Linked DNA regions of Homo sapiens: all the other regions are linked to region 1. A link is an interaction called in ENCODE POLR2A ChIA-PET data of the cell type or tissue named here. Cell type or tissue: MCF 10A. All regions are shown on one strand. Links, peaks and the distances in the headings refer to the core of each region. The heading gives the core; the rest is flanking DNA. Region 1 has its middle 9.6 kb from the start of GRIN1. Region 2 overlaps ANAPC2 (anaphase promoting complex subunit 2). Region 3 overlaps PNPLA7 (patatin like domain 7, lysophospholipase).

Region 1 (7,250 bases), core at 1,823-5,822:
GGAGGTTGCGGTGAGCCGAGATCGTGCCACTGCACTCTAGCCAGGGCAACAAAGAAAGCAAAAAAAAAAAAAAAAAAAAAAAAATATATATATATATATATATTAAAACTTCTTTTAATATATTTTAATATGTGGCCTAACACATGGTCTGTCCTGGAGGATGTTCCGTGTGCTTAAAAACTGTGTGTTCTGCTGTTGTTGGGTGAGTGTTCTGTGTCCGTCCTTTCTAGTTGATTTTAGCACTGTCCAGACCCTCTATTTCCTTGTTGATCTGCCACCTAGATACGTTTTCCATTACTGAAATAGGTTGAGTGACATCTACAACTATTATTGTAGAACTTACTTCTGTCTTCAAATCTGCCAATGTTTGCTTCATATATTTTGGGGAGCTGTTCTTGGTACATACATCTTTATTTATTTTTTTTTTTTTGAGACGGAGTCTCGCTCTGTTGCCCAGGCTGGAGGGCAGTGACGCGATCTCGGCTCACTGCAAGCTCTGCCTCCCGGGCTCATGCCATTCTCCTGCCTCAGCCTCCCGAGTAGCTGGGACTACAGGTGCCTGCCACGACGCCCGGCTAATTTTTTTGTATTTTTTAGTAGAGACGGGGTTTCACCGTGTTAGCCAGGATGGTCTCGATCTCCTGACCTTGTGATCCACCCACCTGGGCCTCCCAAAGTGCTGGGATTACAGGCGTGAGCCACTGCGCCCGGCCATACATCTTTATAATTGCTATAATGTGTTCATGAATTGACCCTTTTATTACTATATAATGTCCTTATATCATGTAATAATTTTTTTTTATTTTGAAACGGGGTCTTTTTCTGTTGCCCAGCCTGGAGTGCAGTGGTGCAATCATAGTTCATGACTGCCTCAAACTCCTCGACTCCCACAATCCTCCTGCCTCAGCTGCCTGAGTAGCTAGGACTATAGGTCCTAATTTATTTTATTTTTTGTAGAGACGGGATGTCACTATTTTGACCAGGCTGCTTTTGAACTTCCTGTCTCACTTGATCCTCCCACCTCAGCTTCCTCAAGTTCTGAGATTACAGGCATGAGCCACTGTGCCCAGTCCATCCTTTTACTTTCAATCTATTTAAATCTACTTCTCAACAGCATCTGGAATTTGGCCATTCTCCTTCCTGAACCGTATCTTCAATGATGAGATGTTTTCCTGGTTCTCTGGCTGCCCTTGCCCTCCTCCCTGACCCCAATCTTCTCAGTCTGGTGGCACTCAGGACTAGGCCTGGCCCCTTCTTCCAACCTTTCCGGACGACAAAAACCATCTATACCTAGGGACTCCTAAAACCTGTCTCCCCTGGCAGACTCTGATCCCGGCACCACCTGCCCACCAAGGTCTCCATGGCGCCTCCCAGGCATCTCACAGTGGGCAGATCCAAAACGGAGCTCCTCAGTGTCCCCAAGCCAGAGCCTGCACAGCCTTTGCTGGCCCCTCCACCCAGGGACCCGCCCTCCTTTTCCCAAGGCCCACTCCTGCGGAGCCCTCCTCCCCCACTCAGCTTTTCCCACAGCCAGGCAGCTCTCCTGGCCTCCTGCCCTCCAGTGTCTCCACCCAGCCAGAGCAGTTTCACAGTAAACATCTCAGACCTCCAGTCCACGCCAAAATCTTCCCGCACATCAACTGAACCCTCCATGCTACCTCTGTAGCAGGACGAGCCGCAGACAAAACCCCTGACAACGGGTTAAAGACGGAAGTGGCGAGACTCCGTCTCAAAAAAAAAAAAAAAAAAGGAAGTGGCTTCATTCCGCGGGAACTTCGGCAGACTTGCGTCTTTAAGTACCGAGCTCCCTGAAAAAGAAATTCCCGGCCCTTTTAAGGGCTTACAACTCTAAGGGGTCCACATGGAAGGGTCCTGGTAGATTGAGTAAGCGCGGGAAATGTGACTAGGGGCTATGCATCAGCTCACAGAACAGAAAGTTTTACAATGCTTCTGCATACAACGTCTGGAATTTACAGATAACACAAGTAGTTCAGGTCAGGAGCTGATATTATTATTATAATTATTAACCACCAGGGCTGGGTGGTGGCGCCAAGGTCGTCTGGCTATTTATCTTACTTCTGTTTCTTTCCAACTGTTTGCTTTCTCCCTTTCCTCCTGCCTTATAAACTAGGCAAGGTGGGGAGAGGAGGCCAGCAGGAAAAGTGGTGGTCTGCTTCCTTACCTCCAGGACCTGTAGGACCACGGATGGACTGAGACAACCCCCACTCCGTCTCCCAGCCCTGGGAATTTCACCGTCTCAAATATGCCAAGGTCCTCCTTGCCTCAGGCAGTTTCGCTCAGGCTCAAGTCAGCCCCCTCCCCACCCTGCCCGGTGCCAGCAGCTTCTCAGCCCTCAGATCTTGCCTTCAGTGCCGCAGCCTCCGCTGAGCCCTCAGAACCAGCCACGGTTCTTCCCCAGGGCCCTGCTCTTTTCCACACAGGACGTACACATGTGCCACCTGCCTCTGCCTGTCTGTGGCTGGCTTCTCACCAGCCTCTCCTACAAATCTGTTTTATTCATCTCTGCAGTCAGAACTAAAACGGCAACTGGCCACGGTAGGCGTTCAAGGAGAATGAAACAAAGAATATGCCTGTTTCTTCCCAGCCAAGAATAGGTTGTGCTCCCAGAGACAGACACAAAAGGGACTCAGAAAGGCATGCTCTGAGTTGAGAGTCTCAACTGAATCTCAGTGACTCTCCGACTGAGAGTCTATAACGCCCTTAAGCCAAAGACCACTGCAAACACGCCTGTAGTTAAACAAGTTGGGTCTTTTACTCTACGTACAAACACACCAGGTTGAGACGTTGAGGTGTCTCAGCAACAGGGTGTTCGGAGGAAACTATTACAGGATTTCACCTGTAGTTGGGTGATTTGGGGGATGATCTAAGGAAGGAGGATTTGGTTCTAGATTAGACGCACGCTGGAGCCCAGGAGGTCGAGGCCGCAGTGGGCCATGATCGCCACTGCGCTCCAGCCTGGGCGACTAAGCGAGACCTTGCCACAAAAACATAAAAAAAGATTAGACGCTGTGGGAAGGAAGAGGGTAATTCTCAGCTTATGATCGCTGCATGTGACAGGGTGAGCTGTGCGTTCCCTGCTTAGAATCAAGAAGAGGTCTTAGTTCATCTCACTTTGTCGTGGTGTCTGCGTGGCGCTTCATGCCTCACAGAACATGGGCTGGCTACGAGGGTCAAACCAGGCCACAGCAACGCGTCAGGGGCCGCTTGCTTTCTTAGGAGCAACAGGTCCAGAGGCTTCCGCTCCAAGAGGGACTGGGGCCTGGGCCAGGACCTTGCCGAAAAGCAAACGAAGCCCAGACAACCTGCTGGGGCTCCAACCCTTCCTCCCACCACCACCGCCCCGCAGAATTTGGGTCGCTGAGACCGCTGCAGGCGTGCCGACCACGGCTGCCCCGGCCCGGAAAGCAGATTTGCCCCTTTTTGCGGGGTAAGGGTGGAGAGGGCGGCGTCGGGGGGAGTCGAGTCTGCCCGCCCAGGCCCCGCTCGGAGCCGCAGGCTGGGAGGGCGGCGGGCGCAGCGACCCCGGGCCTCGGTCCGCCCGGCGCGGTCCTCACCCTGCAGCACAAGAGCCGCCGGCAGTTCTTGCTGTTGCCGTAGCTCTCGCCAAAGCTCTGCGTCACCGAAATGAAGTCCTGATGAAGCAGCGGCGGCGGATGCGTGGAAGGGGGCCTCGAGGAACCACCGGCGGCATCAGGAGACCCGGTCCTGTAAAAGACTGAGAGCTCCGCCTCTCCGATACTCGCGGGCAGCCATTGCGGCGCACAGAACCGTCCGCGTGTGAGCAGCGCGCACGCGCACGCAATGCGCCTCAACCCCGCAGCCTATGCGCCTGCACTGAGAGCTCACGGCTTGCGGCGCCTGCGTCTACCCCGCGCGCAGTCGCCACGGCAACAGGGCGGGCCTTGGTTCTGCTTCGGGCGTGGTCGGTGCATGGTCCTCCAGCACTGTTCGCCCCGCGGGTCTGGTCCTGGGTTCCTTTCGCCTCCTGTCGTCGGACGGCACCGGCTTTGCCCACGGCCTCGCGGGGAGACGCAGACACCCGGGACCCGGGGAGGCGCCCGGGCGCCGCCGCCATGTTGTCAGGGAGCGCCCGCTCCCAGCTCTTCGGTTCCGGGACCCGCGGCGCGGGGATGGGGCTGGGCCGCCCTTGGTAGCCGTCCTGGGCTGGGGGCCACCCTGGCCGCGTGGTCACCGGCAAGAAGCCCAGGGCCTCACCCGGGCGCGGCGTCGCGGGGGCCGAGGGAAGGACCGGACCCTCCCGAGGTCGCGGACCCGGCCGGCTGGGGCGAGGCTGGGGTGGCCCCTACCCCGAGCTAAGCTGGCCGCGCCGCATCTCACCGTCGCCGGGGCCCGAGCGCTGCGCCTGGACCGGCGCCGAGCGAGGGGGCCAAGCGGCCGGCTGGACCCACAGTCCCCGCGCCATAGGCGGGTCGGGGCTTTCAGACTCGGCTCCAGCCCTCAAACCTGGTAGCCTTGGAGGTCAGCTTGAGATGACTGCGCTTCCTGCGCGCGTTGTCCTCCCCAGAAACGCTCAAAATGGCAAAGCGGCGTCCGTGGCCGCCGGAGGCCTGTGTTCTCCCCTGCCGAACCTCACGCGCGGCCCCTCCCTCATTTTCTTCTGGCCAGGCTGCCCCCTGCCCCTTGGGCGATTCTGCTGCGTCCCACGGTCCTGGCTGTGGCATTTCTGGGTGTTTGGAGGGCTCCCCCGGCAACGACGTCTAATGTCTATAATCCCGGCCCTTTGGGAGGTCGAGGGGGGGCGGGGGATCACTTGAGGTCAGGGGTTCAAGACCAGCCTGGCCAATATAGTGAAACTCCGTCTCTACTAAAAATACAAAAAATAGCTGGGTGTGGTGGCGGTTGCCTGTAGTCCCAGCTACTCGGGAGGCTGAGGCAGGAGAATCGCTTGAACCCGGGAGGCAGAGGTTGCAGTGAGCCGAGATCGCCTCGTTGCACTCCAGCCTGGGCAACAGAGCGAGCCTCCGTCTCATAAGATTAAAAATAAATAAGAAATCACAAAAAATTAGTACGTATTTTGAGCTGAATAAAAATGGAAATATGCACATGAAAATGTATAGGATGCAGCTAATACAGTGCTTAGAGAAAGTTATAACTGCAAACTCTTAACGTTAGAAGAGGTGAGGCCGAGAACAGTGGCTCACCCCTGCGATCCCAATGCTTTGGGAGGAGACTGAGGCCGACCCCGGAGGATTGCATGAGCCCAAGAGTTTGAAATTAGCCTGAGCAACACGGTGAAGCTCCATCGCTACAAAAAAATATGAATTAAAAGGCCGGGCGCGGTGGCTCATGCCAGTAATCTCAGCACTTTGGGAGGCCAAGGCGGGCAGATCACGAGGTCAAGAGTTTGAGACCAGCCTGGCCAATACAGTGAAACCCCGTCTCTACTAAAAATACAAAAAAAAAAAAAAAAAATCTAGCTGGGTGTGGTGGCGGGCACCCCAGCTACTTGGGAGGCTGAGGCAGGAGAATTGCTTGAACCTGGAGGGCAGAGGTTCCAGTGAGCCAAGATCGTGCCACTGCACTCCAGCCTGGGTGATAGAGCGAGACTCCATCTCAAAAAAAAAAAAAAAAATAGGTGTGTTGATGCACACCTCTAGTCCCAGGTACTTGACAGGCTTAGAAAGTGGATCCCTTGAGCATGGGAGGTGGAGACTGCAGTGAGCTAGGATTGCACCACTACACTCCAATCTTGGCAACAGAGTGAGACCGTGTCCCCCCCGCCCCCCCCCCCCACACACACACACAAAATCCAAGCTATTCGGAAGACTAAGGCGCGAGAATTGCTTGAGCCTGGGAGGCAGAGGTTACCGTGAGCCGAGAATACACCATTGCACTCCAGCCTGGGCGACAGAGTGAGACTGTCTCAAAAAAAAAAAAAAGAAAGAAAAAAGGAAGTCAGTGAACTAGAACGCGGAAAAACAACAGAACATCTATGAAATAGAAAGTTTTTATTTATTCACTTATTTTTTTTCGAGACAGAGTCTTCTCTGTCGCTCAGGCTGTAGGTGCAGTGGTGCTATCTTGGCTCACTGCAACCTCTGCCTCCTGGATTCAGCGATTCTCCTGCCTCAGCCTCCGGAGTAGCTGGGATTACAGGCGCCTGCCACCACACCCAGCTAATTTTTGTAGAGACAGGGTTTCACCAATGTTAGCCAGGCTGGTCTCTAACTCCTGACCTCATGACCCACCTGCCTCGGCCTCCCAAAGTGCTGGAATTTCAGGCGTGAGCCACCGCACCCGGCCTGAAATAGAAAGTTCTGGCCGGGCGCTGTGGCTCACGCCTGTAATCCCAGCACTTTGGGAGGCCAAGACGGGCGGATCACGAGGTCAGGAGATCGAGACCATCTTGGCTAACACGGTGAAACCCCGTTTCTACTAAAAATACAAAAAATTAGCCGGGCGTGTTGGCGGGCGCCTGTAGTCCCAGCTACTCGGGAGGCTGAGGCAGGAGAATGGCGTGAACCCAGGAGGCGGAGCTTGCAGTGAGCTGAGATCGCGGCCACTGCACTCCAGCCTGGGGGACACAGCGAGACTCCGTCTCAAAAAAAAAAAAAAAAAAAAAGAAAGAAAGTTCTTAAAAAGTTGTTTCTTAGAAAAGATCAACAAATTTGATAAATGTTTAGCTAAACTGGCCAAGAAAAAACTAAAATTAGGAATAAAAGAGGGGCTATCACTACTGCCCTTCCAGATACAAAACGATTGTTAGAGAATACTACGAACAACTTTATGTCAATAAATCAAGCAGCTTAGATGAAATGGACAAATTTCTTAAAGCATATAAATTGCTGGCCGGGCACGGTGGCTCACGTCTATAATCCCAGCACTTTGGGAGTCCGAGATGGGCCTCAGGATTACCTGAGGTCAGGAGTTCGACACCAGCCTGGCCAATATGACGAAATCCCATCTCTACAAAAAAATACAAAAAAATTAGCCGGGCGTGGCGGCGGGCACCTGTAATCCCAGCTACTCGGGAGGCTGAGGCAGGAGAATTGCATGAACGGTGGAGGTTGCAGTGAGCTGAGATCGGGCCACTGCACTCCAGCCCTGGGAGATAAGAGCAAAACTCTGTCTCAAAATAAATAAATAAATAAATAAATAAATAAATAAATAGCCAAAACCAACTCCCAAAGAATAAAAAATCTGAATATAGCTATAAAGAAATTGAGTTAGTAATTTTAAATCTTTCTACAAGAAAAAGAAAAATGCTC
Region 2 (6,398 bases), core at 2-4,001, 51 kb after region 1:
CCCTTGGTTTCTAAAGTGGACACATCGCCCTGCCCTCCCCTAGGAGTAAGTTCCCTTGGTTTGTCAACACAGCAAGGCCCTCTTACTTGCAAAAGAAAAAGGAAAACACATCTAGGTCCAGCCTCCTTCACAGCAGACCTGGAGAAGCTGTGGACCCTCCCTTGAACTCAGCCCCGCCCGCCCGCCGGCCTCCTGGCGGCTCTGTCCTGAGGCTGCTCCTCCTGCCTGGGCCGAGGCTGGACCATCCCCTTCCTGGGGTACCTGGGGTTGGGGTCTGCAGACTGGATGCTGGCTGTGCCCCAGAACCCTCTCCTCACATGTCCCCCGCTGGGGTGCCCGCCTCCCCCCAGTCCTGAGCACTCGCTGGGCACACTGGAGGCCTCACAGGCCCCACACATCAGACAGAAAGCCCTGGAACCCGCCTGTGACGACCATCCCGACCCCTTCCTCCCCGAGCCGACACCTCCCACCTGTGACGACCATCCTAACCCTTCCTCCCCGAGCTGACACCTCCCACCTGACTATGAGCTCAGGGAAAGAACCGCCAAGCCTAGTTCCATCCCTCAGGCTCTGGACGCCTGTACTGGGACTGCTGGGATCTCAGCAGTGCTGCCAGGGGAAGTGAGCCAAACGTGGCCAATACCATCCTCTGGGCACACTGTCCCCATCTGCCAGTGACCTCCAGGCCAGGGCTCACTCCTCCACTCCCCACATCTGCTCCCCTCCTACTCCCACCACAGACCCATAGCCCCGGTCCTCAAGTACCACTGGAGCCTGCAAAGGCAGTTCTCGAGGAAACAGACCTGGAGAAGGGGGCAGGGCTGGGGTCCTGGGGGTCAGGTGCGCCTGGGAGTGCTGCCCTGGGCAGAGGGCAGCCCTGGCTCCCTAGCTGCCTCCCTGCAGTGACGCAAGGCACCCCAAGCCCCGGTTCTGAGAGGCAGAGGGTGGATAGCAAAAGAGGAGGAAACGCTCAGAGGGCAGGGCCTGCTGTGGCCACAGGGGTCCCCCTGAAGCAGTTCAGGAGACCTGGGCCCAGCACAGCCCACCCAAGCGCCTGTGGGCCGCGCGGACGCTCGCTCACAGGGGACACGGGGTTGCTGGGAGGAAGGCGGAGAGAGCGTGGGCCAGGCCCACTCCCTCTCCTGCAGAGGCGGCTGCGAGACAGGACCAACCCAGAGACACTCGGGTGACAACGGGGCAGCCACAGGCACCAGGCTGCTGGGAGCCCCGCAGTGCAGGGTAGGGGTGCCAAGAGCCCATGGGGTGGCCTGGCATGGAGGTACCTTGAGCTGCTCATACTTCTTGCAGTAAGCCTCCAGGGCTGCCCTGATATCCTCGGGGACCTCCAGCTTCTCGTCCTTGAAGGGCGGCCAGAACTCACTGGACAGGATGACAGCGTAGACCCCGAACGGTGGCTGCTCCTCTGCTGGCCGCTTCTCATCCTCCTCCCGGATGTTGGCATTGATGCGGCGGGAGTCCGCCATGTCCTGAGGAGGAGCCGGTGTCACGGGGGACCTGCGGGGCGGCCGGGCAGCGGGCGGGGCTGGGACCCACCTTCAGCATGACTTCACAGAAGTGCATTGGGGCCTCGCCAAAGCGCAGCTTCAGCAGCTCCACGTTGCGGATCTCCCTGGAAAGACGAGTGTCTGGGCAGGGGGTCGTGATGAGCCCCAGCCCCAAGGAGCACCTGTGGCAGGGCACGGGGGTGCCCCCCAGGCAGAGCAGGGAGCCTGTGTGGGCACCCCAATGGCTAGCACACCCCCAGCCAGGAGTGGGGGCGGAAGCACAGCTCCAACCAGGCCCCAGGCACGGCGTCAGGGCCCTGTCCCGAGAGAGGCTGGGCAAAGGCCCCGGCACCCCTGGAGATGGCCAGCGCGTCACAGGCCTCACCGCTCGGGGCTGAAGCTGAACTGGTGCAGCAGGCGGTCGGCCAGCAGCGAGCGGTACTCATTGATGAAGAGGTCCTTGCTGCCGTAGATGCTGACCAGCAGGCTGATGATGTCCGATGAACGCCGCTTGGAGCTCGACTTCCCTGGCATGGTGGGGGCAGGGGTGTCACCTGACAGGCACCTGGGCAAGGACAGGGCCGCCCTCCTCCCATCCCGCCCAGCCAGACGGCACAGCCCAGCATGGCTCTTCCTGAAGGCCCTCGAGGCTGGGAGCAGCCCTGAGCCTCCCGGGAGACCTGGAGTCAGGTCCTGGAGCAACAGCTTCAATCCCCAGCCCCTCTCACCCCACAGGGACCTTCCGGGACTCCCATGCAGGCTTAGGGGACAAGCCAAAGGTCCTGGGGTTTTCCTCTGAGAGAGACTAAAGATGTGTTGAAGACTTACCATCTGTGCCAGGGCAGGGGCCAGGCCTGGGCCCCATAGCCCTCAGAGCCCTCGCAGACGAGGGCCAGGCACAGATGGGCTCTGAGCAGGAGCTGGCACCCTAACGGGACTTTGAGGCCCAAATCAGTACAGAGCTCAGGGGTCACCCACATCTTCACTCCTCTGCCAGGTGCAGTGGCGGGGCAGGGACACCCCACAGCTCACAAGCGGTGGGAGGCAGGGCATCCCCCACGGCCAGAGTGACCAGCCACAGAGGAAAACAGCCCATCACCGGCCTGCCCAGGCTGGCAGGTGGCGGAGCACTGCCCTGACCTTTGACACCCTCAAGCCTCTGAGACACTAGCGACACCTGACACAGCCAAGCTCTGTGACAAGGGATGAGTCCAGAGCGGACGGCCTGGCTGAAGCGCCCCCCACACTGGTGAAAGGGACCATGTGGGGCAAGCTAACCTGGATCGGCATCCACAGGGTCCGGGACCCAGTCCTCTGGCTCGCCTGAGTCATCCTCACTGTCCTGGCCTGTCTCCAGGCTCGCCGGGTCGGTCTTGGACAGCTCAACAGCCAGGTCCCCTGTCCCGTCCGAGTCCCCCGTCAGCCCAGCCACAATCTGCCGCACTGTGTCCTCCCGCGTCCTGCCGATGTGAGTGCTGCTGTGGCCCACAGTGTGGACACCCCGCGCGCACCTCCCACCACTCATTCCAGTCCCGGCCCCATCTAGGCCAGCACCACCGACCCTGCCTCTACACTCAGTGGTGATGGGCTATGTACTAAACACAGGCCCGTCAGACTCCTTAAAAACAAATAAACCCAACGTTACTTGGGAGCAGCAGGAGCTGCGAGCGCAAGGCCGGCCTGCGCACCTGCAATCCCAGCACATAGGGACACTAAGCCAGAAGACCTAAGCCCAGGTGTCCGAGGCTGCAGGGAGACAGGATTCTGCCACTGCACTCCAACAGAGCGAGAGCCTGCCTCAAAAAAAAGAAAAAGAAAAAGAAAAAAGGGCCGGGCACGGTGGCTCACGCCTGTAATCCCAGCACTTCAGGAGGCCGAGGCAGGCGGATCACGAGGTCAGGAGATCAAGACTATCCTGGCTAACATGGTGAAACCCCATCTCTATTAAAAATACAAAAAGTTAGCCAGGCTTGGTGGCGGCCTGTAGTCTCAGTTACTCGGGAGGCTGAGGCAGGAGAATGGCGTGAACCCGGGAGGCGGAGCTTGCAGTGAGCAGAGATCGTGCCACTGCACTCCAGCCTGGGCGAAAGAGTGAGACTCCATCTCAAAAAAAAAAGAAAAAACAAAGAACTGGCTCAGAAGCCAGGCCAGTTACAGCCACAAAGCACCAAAGGAGTCCAGGTAGGGGCCAGACTCCACCGGCTCCTGCTGCTCGGCTCCTGGGGGCCACTGTGCCTGCCAGCCCCGGGCCAGGGCCTCTGCGACCCCTGAGGAATTCCCAGGCAGCCATGTCAAGGTCCTCATCCCAACACATTCTCCACCGAACAGCCCCAGGAGTGTCTGTTCCTTGCCGTGGGAAAGGCCAGGACAGCAGAGCCCACTCCCCTTGCCTGGTCGGCCTTGGGGACTGGTCAGCACCAAGGCGAGGCCAAGTGGAAGAGCTTCTCTCTGTGCTGGAGATGGGGAGGCTGAGGAAGGGCTGTGGTGGGCCTCTGGCAGCTGCACACAGAGGGCACGGTGACACCGTGTGACAAGGACAGGTGCCCGGCACGGGCAAGAGGAAAGGAAAGAGCCTCGGGCCTGATCCCGTGCACTCAGCCCAGCCGGGGGAGACCTTGTGTCCTGACGGCCGAACACACCCTCCGGCTGCCCCCCAGGACCACGAGGAGCTCAGCAGGATGCCCAGGGTCCCAGTGGCTCCTGGGCCAGCTGCAGCCCTCACCTCAGGTAGCGGCGGATAGGCTCACAGGCCACCTCCAGGATGACCATGGAAGGGTCCAGCACGCGCAGCGCCTTGATGGCAGAGATATAGAGGGTGATGATGTCACACGTGTTGACGCCTACAGCCAGGGCAGAAGCCAGCAGTCATGCAGTGCCCGGGACCACAGCCTCCCAGGGGCAACACCCGAGTAGACAGCTGGCCATGCCGGTAGGTGGTCTACAGGTCCCCACTGCAGCCTCGTTCCCTTGTCCCCCCATCCCCACCTCTACCTGTTCACAGGTCCCGCCCTGCAGGGAGGTCTGTTCTGAGAGAACTAAGTCTCATCACCTCAGACCTACCGGTCAGTCCTGACTCCCTCCAAAGAAGAAACAAGCAAGCTGACGGGCACCTCAGATCCCCTAAGGACCTCACCAATTGCTTCTCAACCCATTTCTTCCTTAGACCTACAAGTCCAGGGCTGGCAGACTAGGCCCCAGGCTCCCTGGACATGGGTCCCCTGGTGAGTGTCTAAGCCCAGAGTGCTGGGTGGCCGGGCAGCACACAGCACCTGGATGCAGGAGCCGAGTCTCCAGGGCAGCCTTGAGGGACACGAGCAGCTGCTGCCTCTGGTCCGTCCTCTCCAGGCAGTACTTGAGGTCCTCGATGGCTGGCCGGGAGTCTGGGAAGTCTACAAGAAGAAGAACATCCCTCAGGGACAGACATGGATGCGTGCGCACGTGCAGGCTGGTGCAGAGTGTGTGCGGTGTGGGAAAGGACACGTGCTTGCCAGCCCCAGGACGATGATGAGACCACCTGCTAGGCACCAGACATCCCCCCGACACTCTGGCGTGCTGATGCATTTGACCACAATGCCACAGGGTGGACAGAGCAACACCCAGGGGCCAGTCCCCAGCAGGAGCCAAGGCCAAGGCAGCACAGCAGTGGACACCCAGAAGCACTGTCCAGCATCTGCCACACCTGCCCTGATCCAGGCACGGGGGACGCCGCAGTGGGGACAGTCCCAGCACTGCCCGGTGCACCCCCCTGCAAGAGCGACAGCGAAGGCACAGGGAGCCCCAGACGTGGACACAGGGAGCCCAGATGCAGACACAGAGCCGACATGGCGAAGGCCCTGGGAGCCCCAGATGCAGACACAGAGCAGACACGGCGAAGGCACAGGGAGCCCAGACGCAGACACAAGGAGCCCAGACACAGACACAGAGCAGACACGACGAAGGCCCTGGGAGCCCCAGATGCAGACAAAGAGCAGACACGGTGAAGGCACGGGGAGCCCAGACGCAGACACAGGGAGCCCAGACGCAGACACAGAGCAGACACGGTGAAGGCACAGGGAGCCCAAGACGCAGACACAGAGCAGACACGGCGAAGGCACAGGGAGCCCAGATGCAGACACAGAGCAGACACAGCGAAGGCCCTGGGAGCCCCAGACGCAGACACAGGGAGCCCAGACGCAGACAGAGCAGACACGGCGAAGGCCCTGGGAGCCCCAGACGCAGACAGAGCAGACACGGTGAAGGCACAGGGAGCCCAGACGCAGACACAGGGAGCCCAGACGCAGACACAGAGCAGACACGGCGAAGGCACAGGGAGCCCAAGACGCAGACACAGGGAGCCCAGACGCAGACACAGAGCAGACACGGCAAAGGCCCTGGGAGCCCCAGACGCAGACACAGAGCAGACACGGTGAAGGCACAGGGAGCCCAGATGCAGACACAGAGGAGACACGGGGAAGGCCCTGGGAAGACTCCCCAGACGGGAGAGCGGACCCCAGGGCCGGGGCAGGACCACCTCGGACGATGCTGAAGAGCTCCTCGATGCGCAGGCTGGCGTAGATGCGGTAGAAGAACCTTTGCACGTGGCAGCGCCAGCGGCGCAGGGTGTTGCCGGCCTCGGGAGATGCGGGCCTGGCGGGGCCGTCCTGCAGGAACACCTTGCCGAGCCAGCCGACCACCCGCTCGATCCACTGTCAGGAGAACGCTAGTGTGAGCTGCAGGGAGGCATGGTGAGCCCCGGGCTGACTCAGAGGCTGGGAGGAGCCTCACGGCCACCCACCCTGTCGGCCGGGACCGAGGGGAGCCCGAAGGCCACCTGCGTCTGGAGGCTGGAGCACATCAAAACCTGCAGGGTGGGTGATGGCCCAAAAGGCGACGTCCCGGCCCCCCTGCAGTCTT
Region 3 (7,250 bases), core at 2,010-6,009, 410 kb after region 1:
CCACATAAACGAGAACCCAAACAAGGAACTTAGAGGGTGCCCAATCTCCTGGTGCTGGGCTCCAAAGCACAACTGGCCGACACTCAGGCCTGCTGCGGGCCCCGCACATCGAGCACACCAGATACTCAGCTCTTGGCACATGCTAATCGATCTCTGAGACTCAGCAATTTTTCTTCCACTTGGAATTTTGTTCCGTTCCTTTCAAAACCTTTATGTAGAGCAAGTTCCTCCCTAAGAGAGCTACACCACACCACAAGAAACACAAGCACAGAACGGTTGAGAGGAGTCATCTGCCAGCCCCAACAGCCGGGGTCCAGCGACTGAAATCACGGCCTGCTCCAGACTCAAGGGAGAGACACCCCCACCAACCGCATCAGCTGGGCAAGTCTCATCTCCACTCTGGAATCAGGGAGAAAAGCACGTGCGTGTGTTTGGGGGCGGGTGGGGAAAAAGAATAACAACTTAGCAGCTGTTGCTAAAAATGGCTTTTGTGTGTTTTATTTCAAATCCACTTGTTTACTTCAAAAAACCATGCCTTCATAACCTCACCCCAGATCAGGAAGCTGTGAAAACCACAGGGAGAGGCTGGATGCTGGGAAGCCCAGGTGGACACGCAGCTCCTCTGGCAGGCAGGGGTCCCCGAGGGCTCCCCACACTTGCACATCTTCAGATCTCGGCAGTGCTGTATGTAGCAGCCAGCAATCACACCCAACCCAGCTGTCACTCAGCCACGGAGAAATCAACGGTGGTGTCAACGACTGAACTAGAACGACACCCACTCACGCCAATGAATCTCACGTTCATAATGTTGCTCAAATTAGGAAAGGTGAGGAATCCTGGTGTGATGCCATTTATGAGATTTAGAGTCAAGCAAAATTATACTACATATTGTATAAGTACCAAAGAAAATTCAGAAAAGTAGCTATCTCTGAAGAAAAGAGAAGGTGAAATGAGAGCACACGTGGGTAATGTGAACAGAGCCGGCAGTGTGCATCTAACCTGTGTTCTAGCTAACCAGGGTTAAAACTATATAACCTGGGTTCGAGTTAAGATGCCTGTTTGCTGTGTCATGCCTACTTGTTTTAGAGACAGGGTCCTGCTATGTTGTCTGGGCTGGCCTAGAACTACGAGGCTCAGCAATCTCCTTTCCTCTCCCGAACAGCCAGGACTATAGGTGCCAACCGCCATTCCCAGCAACATCACGCTTTTTTGCGTATCTGCGGTATTTTGTAACAACTTTATAAAAATTAAAATAATAAAGACTATCTCCCATTAAAAATGGTGGGTTGGGCCAGGCACGGTGGTTCACACCTATAATCCCAGCACTTTGGGAGGCCCAGGAGGGCAGATCGCTTGAGGTCAGGAGTTGAAGACCAGCCTGGCCAACATGGTGAAACCTTGTTTCTACTAAAAATACAAATATTACACGGGCATGCTGGTGTATACCTGTAGTCCCAGCTACTCGGGAGGCTGAAGCACAAGACTCACTTGAACCCAGGAAATGGAGGTTGCAGTGAGCCAAGATCACGCCACTGCACTCCAGCCTGGGTGACAGAGTGAGACTGTCTCCAAAAAAGAAAGGTAAGTTGAAGGTAAATGCTTATCTTTGTCCCCTTGTGGAATATACATGCTTATCTCTGCTCTCTTAAAAAGATACAAACCTCCAAGGATAAAGACAAAAGCTAAGAGTAGATAAAAAATGTCACTGAAATTTTAGCGGCTGATGAAAGCAAGTGACAGGGTCATGGCTGGTGGAGCCCTCTAAGGAAAGCTGACACTTGGTTTTAGAGGTGCAGAACCTGGACAGAGAGGACTGGTCCTCACTGCAGAGCCAGAACGAGGCTAACATGCAGGTGAGACGGGAAGAGGGGCAGGCTAACCCCAAGTCACTTTCCTGACCCCAACAGGCTGGAAATGGCTTTTCCCCGTGGCCAGAGGACTACCAGGAACTCTCTGGAGAAGGTGAAGCAAGCAGGTAAGAGCCCAAGGACATCAGGTGTGGCTACGAATCCAAGAACAGTGTCCACTCCAGACGGGAGCACTCCCAGACTCCTCAGTGAGTGTCCACTCCAGACGGGAACACTCCCAGAATCCTCAACAACAGTGTCCACTCCAGACGGGAGCACCCCCAGACTCCTCCCCAAGTGTCCACTCCAGATGGGAGCACTCTCAGACTCCTCAGTGAGTGTCCACTCCAGATGGGAGCACTCTCAGACTCCTCAGTGAGTGTCCACTCCAGACGGGAGCACCCCTAGACTCCTCCCCAACAGTGTCCACTCCAGGCGGGAGGACTCCCAGAATTCTCCACAACAGTGTACACTCTAGACGGGGGCACTCCCAGAGTCCTCCCCAACAGTGTCCACTCCAGGCGGGAGGACTCCCAGACTCCTCCCCAACAGTGTCCACTCCAGGCGGGAGGACTCCCAGAATCCTCAACAACAGTGTCCACTCCAGACAGGAGCACCCCCAGACTCCTCCCCAAGTGTCCACTCCAGATGGGAGCACTCCCAGACTCCTCAGTGAATGTCCACTCCAGACGGGAGCACCCCCAGACTCCTCCCCAACAGTGTCCACTCCAGGCGGGAGGACTCCCAGAATTCTCCACAACAGTGTACACTCCAGGCGGGAGGACTCCCAGAATCCTCCACAAGTGTCCACTCCAGACGGGAGCACCCCCAGAATCCTCCCCAACAATGTCCACTCCAGGCGGGAGGACTCCCAGAATCCTCCACAACAGTGTCCACTCCAGACAGGAGCATCCCCAGACTCCTCCCCAAGTGTCCACTCCAGATGGGAGCACTCCCAGACTCCTGAGTGTCCACTCCAGATGGGAGCACTCCCAGACTCCTCCCCAACAGTGTCCACTCCAGGCAGGAGGGCTCCCAGAATCCTCCACAACAGTGTACACTCTAGACGGGGGCACTCCCAGACTCCTCCCCAACAGTGTCCACTCCAGACAGGAGCACCCCCAGACTCCTCCCCAACAGCGTCCACTCCAGACAGGAGCACTCCCAGACTCCTCAGTGAGTGTCCCCTCCAGACAGGAGCACTCCCAGAATCCTCCCCAACAGTGTCCACTCCAGGCGGGAGGACTCCCAGAATCCTCCACAACAGTGTATACTCCAGGTGGGAGGACTCCCAGAATCCTCCACAACAGTGTCTACTCCAGATGGGAGCACCCCCAGACTCCTCCCCAACAGTGTCCACTCCAGGCGGGAGGACTCCCAGAATCCTCCACAACAGTGTCCACTCCAGGCGGGAGGACTCCCAGAATCCTCCACAACAGTGTCCACTCCAGACGGGAGCACCCCCAGACTCCTCCCCAACTGTCCACTCCAGATGGGAGCACCCCCAGACTACTCCCCAACACTGTCCACTCCAGGCGGGAGCACTCCCAGGCTCCTCAGTGAGTGTCCACTCCAGACGGGGGCACTCCCAGGCTCCTCCCCAACAGTGTCTACTCCAGGCGGGAGCACTCCCAGGCTCCTCAGTGAGTGTCCACTCCAGATGGGTGCACTTCCAGGCTCCTCCCCAACAGTGTCCACTCCAGATGGGAGCACTCCCAGACTCAGACAGGAGCACTCCCAGACTCCTCCCCAACAGTGTCCACTCCAGATGGGAGCACTCCCAGACTCCTCCCCCTCCTCCAACCCAGTGCCACCACAGCAGAACATACGCAGATTCCTTTCTGAGAAGCTGCCCTAAAAAAAAGACCTACAGACCCTGACCTGTAGACTCCCAAACCATGAAGGAAAGAGCCAGCGTCCTGCTCAGTCCTCCTGCAGGGAGTGTCCCCTGTTAACGAGCCCTGACCCCATGCACACGCAGCCTATATGCAGCTTTCAGGTGGATCACGCTGTTTTCGTTTTGTAGTTAACCCATGTAACTCCCACCGAAATCAATATGTAGAACATTTCCAGTAATCTAGATTACCTTACGCCTCCCCGGGTCGATACCCAACCTAAACCCCTAACAGGCAACCACTAATGAGACCTTAACCCCAGCAGGGCCAAACACCAGGACCAAGTCCCTCGAACCGCGCGTTCTAACAGGCAACCACTAATGAGACCTTAACCCCAGCAGGGCCAAACACCAACACCAAGTCCCTCCAACCGCACGTTTTTTGTAAAGGAAGTTTTTTTTGGAACACTAGATGGCCACATTGAGTAGCTGCAAGAGAGACCACGTGGCCCATAAAGCTGAAATATTTACACTCTGGCCTTTTACAGAGAAAGCTGGCTGGCCAGCCTCTGTCCTCAAGTGTCAGTACAGCTGGTAGCTGAGCCTCAGGTGAGTGAAATTACACAGTGTGTGCTTTTTGTTGCTGGCCTCTTGGGCTCCACATTATTTCTGTGAGATGCAGCTATGCTGGTTTGCACACTTGTGTTCAATAAGAACTTCATTCACACATAAAGTGACTGCTGGAGGCAGAAAAGCCCCTGATCAGAAAGACAGAAGCCAAAATAAACAGAGAAGAAAAACTCAGGTCAGAAACAACTCAGGGAGCAAAAGAAAACCCATCTTACTTTATCCATGAAGTAAGAACAAGATAATTTTTAAAAATTAAAACATAAGAACAAAGATACTTTTTTAAAAAGAACATTCAGGGCCAGGCGCAGTGGCTCACACCTGTAATCCCAGCACTTTGGGAGGCCGAGGCAGGCGGATCACAAGGTCAGGAGTTTGAGACCAGCCTGACCAACATGGTGAAACCCCGTCCCTACTAAAAATACAAAAATTAGCTGGGCATGGTGGTGGGCACCTGTAATCCCAGCTACTCGGGAGGCTGAGGCAGGAGAATCGTTTGAACACGGGAGGCAGGAGTTGCAGTGAGCTGAGATCACGCCATTGCACTCCAGCCTGGGTGACAGGGCAAGACCCCGTCTCAAAAAAAAAAAAAAATTAACAGAAAAAACCTCTTGAAATGAAAAATATGACAGAAATTAAAAATTCAATGGAAGATTTGGAAAATAAAGTTGAAAAAATCTAGAAAGTATAACAAAAAGGCTGGGCATGGTGGCTCATGCCTGTAATCCCACCACTTTGGGAGGCCGAGGCGGGCAGATCACGAGGTCAGGAGATCGAGACCATCCTGGCTAACATGGTGAAACCCCGTCTCTACTAAAAAATACAAAAAATTAGCCGGGCGTGGCAGTGGGCGCCTGTAGTCCCAGCTACTCAGGAGGCTGAGGCAGGAGAATGGCGTGAACCCAGGAGGCGGAGCTTGCAGTGAGCTGAGATCGCGCCACTGCACTCCAGCCTGGGCGACAGACCAAGACTCCATCACAAAAAAAAAAAAAAGAAAAGAAAAAGTACAACAAAAAGACAAAGGTGGTGTAGAATAAAGACAATTCTAGATTTCTAAGGTTTCCAAACATACACCTCCCTGGCATCCTGTCTCAGGAAGTGAATGGAGGATTTGCTCCACCAAAACACGCCGGCCGAGAAAGCAGCAGCAAGAGCCCTGTGTAGGGGAAGGAAGGGTGGGTGGTCCTGGGATGGCGTCTGGACAGCAGGCCTGGGGAGGGTCCGACTGGGCAAGAGGATGGGGGCTCCTAGCAGGGGCGCTTCCCAGAGCAAAAAAGCATTCACGGAGCCGCTGGTTCAGGCGTGAATCTGTAATGGGTGCATATAAAAATCACCAAGAGGCCAAAAATAAGCCGCTGGTTCAGGTCGTGAATCTGTAACAGGTGCACAGAAAAATCACCAAGTAGCCAAAAATAACACAACTGTTAATTCCAAGAAAAAGAGAAAGTTGCAAGAAAGGAAATTTAACTATAGTACACTACATAGCTCAGCTGTGAATAGTATCCATGAAGTCGAAAGAACCGCCCATGAGCGGTGCAGATGGGAACGTAGCATGAGGCATGGGGGCAATCTACGGAGCCACACTTCATCTCCCATGACAGGAAGCATGGGGGCCATCCACCGAGCCACACTTCATCTCCCACGACAGGAAGCATGGGGGCCATCCTCCGAGCCACACTTCATCTCCCACGACAGGAAGCATGGGGGCCATCCTCTGAGCCATACTTCATCTCCCACGACAGGAAGCATGGGGGCCATCCTCCGAGCCACACTTCATCTCCCACGACAGGAAGCATGGGGGCCATCCACCGAGCCACACTTCATCTCCCACAACAGGAAGCATGGGGGCCATCCACCGAGCCACACTTTATCTCCCACAACAGGAAGTCAGTGTGTCTAGAATGGATGGGTTAGGAAACAGCAAGAAAAGCTGCTCAGAAGGAACCGAAGCGTTTTCAGTGTGAGGGGACAGACGGCCACTGTTGATAAAACTTTAAGTATGTTTTTAGAATCTGTCCATGTTATTTTGCAAGAATTTAAGTTTTGTTAAAATGACAAACACAAAAGTTTGATGAGGAAAAACGATGTCACGGCAGATGATCAACTGATCACAATACAGAATTACCTCTCTCAGATATCACCCCCATTTTTTTTTTTGAGACAGAGTTGGAGTGTCACTCTGTCACCAGGCTGGAGTGCAGTGGCACAATCTCAGCTCACTGCAACCTCCAAATCCCTGGTTCAAGGGATTCTCCTGCCTCAGCCTCCCGAGTAGCTGGGATAACAGGCACCCGCCACCACACCCAGCTAATTTTTGTATTTTTAGTAGGGATGGGTTTCACCATGTTGGCCAGGATGGTCTCGATCTCCTGACCTCGTGATCCGCCCACCTCGGCCTCCCAAAGTGCTGGGATTACAGGCGTGAGCCACCGTGCTCAGCCAATCACCTCCCATTTTTTACTCCCACTACACTCAGGGAAGATCCATTCCCACCCCTAAGGGAGAGGGGCTGTGACACCAACGCGGATGAGACGGATCGCAGCAGCTGAGAGGAACCCGGCCCGTCTCAGCGCACAGCTCCCCTCTCCTGGAACAGGCATGGCTGCACTGTGATAAGTGAGGCCCAACCTGAATATCACAACAAGATCAAGATCAGAAAGAACAAAGAAATAATGGAGAAAGCCTCTACCCCAGTGAAGCTATTTTTTGCTTAAAGAGAAACGAATCATCCAAGGTAGGTCGCATACAGATGCCCCGTGCTGAACGGGTTTACGTCCACGTAGACCAAAGCTCCTGTGGTCCTTTCCCAGTTTTTCTCAGGCCCACAGGTGCCCCTTACACATCCAGGAGTCCCTGAGAAGCCCACCTCAGCTCCAGAGACACACTAACCAGAGGCTCCAAAGAGGTGCACAGAGGTGGATCTGGTGGCTGGGACCCCACTC

Evidence for each region. ChIA-PET counts read pairs that join two places held together with the same protein. Peaks named below come from ENCODE experiments on the same cell type or tissue, not always from the same donor. Only the 100,000 strongest peaks of a DNase experiment are listed, where the experiment ranks them.
Region 2: POLR2A ChIA-PET joins it to region 1 with 6 read pairs; 26 of 35 experiments call an interaction of 5 or more read pairs at or near these places.
Region 3: POLR2A ChIA-PET joins it to region 1 with 5 read pairs; 2 of 35 experiments call an interaction of 5 or more read pairs at or near these places.

Annotation. Positions count from the first base shown.
Region 1 is chr9:137,125,939-137,133,188 of GRCh38, forward strand. No RefSeq gene overlaps it. Among named protein-coding and RNA genes, the nearest start is that of GRIN1, 9.6 kb to the right of the region's middle. RefSeq lists an enhancer at 2,273-2,482 and silencers at 3,473-3,552, 3,913-4,422. In MCF 10A, for the core only: no CTCF peak of the experiment used is centred there; a DNase peak (open chromatin) is centred at 3,853.
Region 2 is chr9:137,178,898-137,185,295 of GRCh38, forward strand. ANAPC2 (anaphase promoting complex subunit 2) reads right to left here. Exons shown (of 13, transcript NM_013366.4): 4 at 6,016-6,190; 5 at 4,775-4,894; 6 at 4,228-4,345; 7 at 2,784-2,965; 8 at 1,891-2,032; 9 at 1,555-1,630; 10 at 1,284-1,487. Among named protein-coding and RNA genes, the nearest start is that of ANAPC2, 6.5 kb to the right of the region's middle. In MCF 10A, for the core only: no CTCF peak of the experiment used is centred there; no DNase peak of the experiment used is centred there.
Region 3 is chr9:137,530,866-137,538,115 of GRCh38, forward strand. The region is part of intron 8 of PNPLA7 (patatin like domain 7, lysophospholipase); the gene reads right to left. Among named protein-coding and RNA genes, the nearest start is that of PNPLA7, 16 kb to the right of the region's middle. RefSeq lists an enhancer at 4,018-4,077. In MCF 10A, for the core only: a CTCF peak has its summit at 4,158; a DNase peak (open chromatin) is centred at 4,176.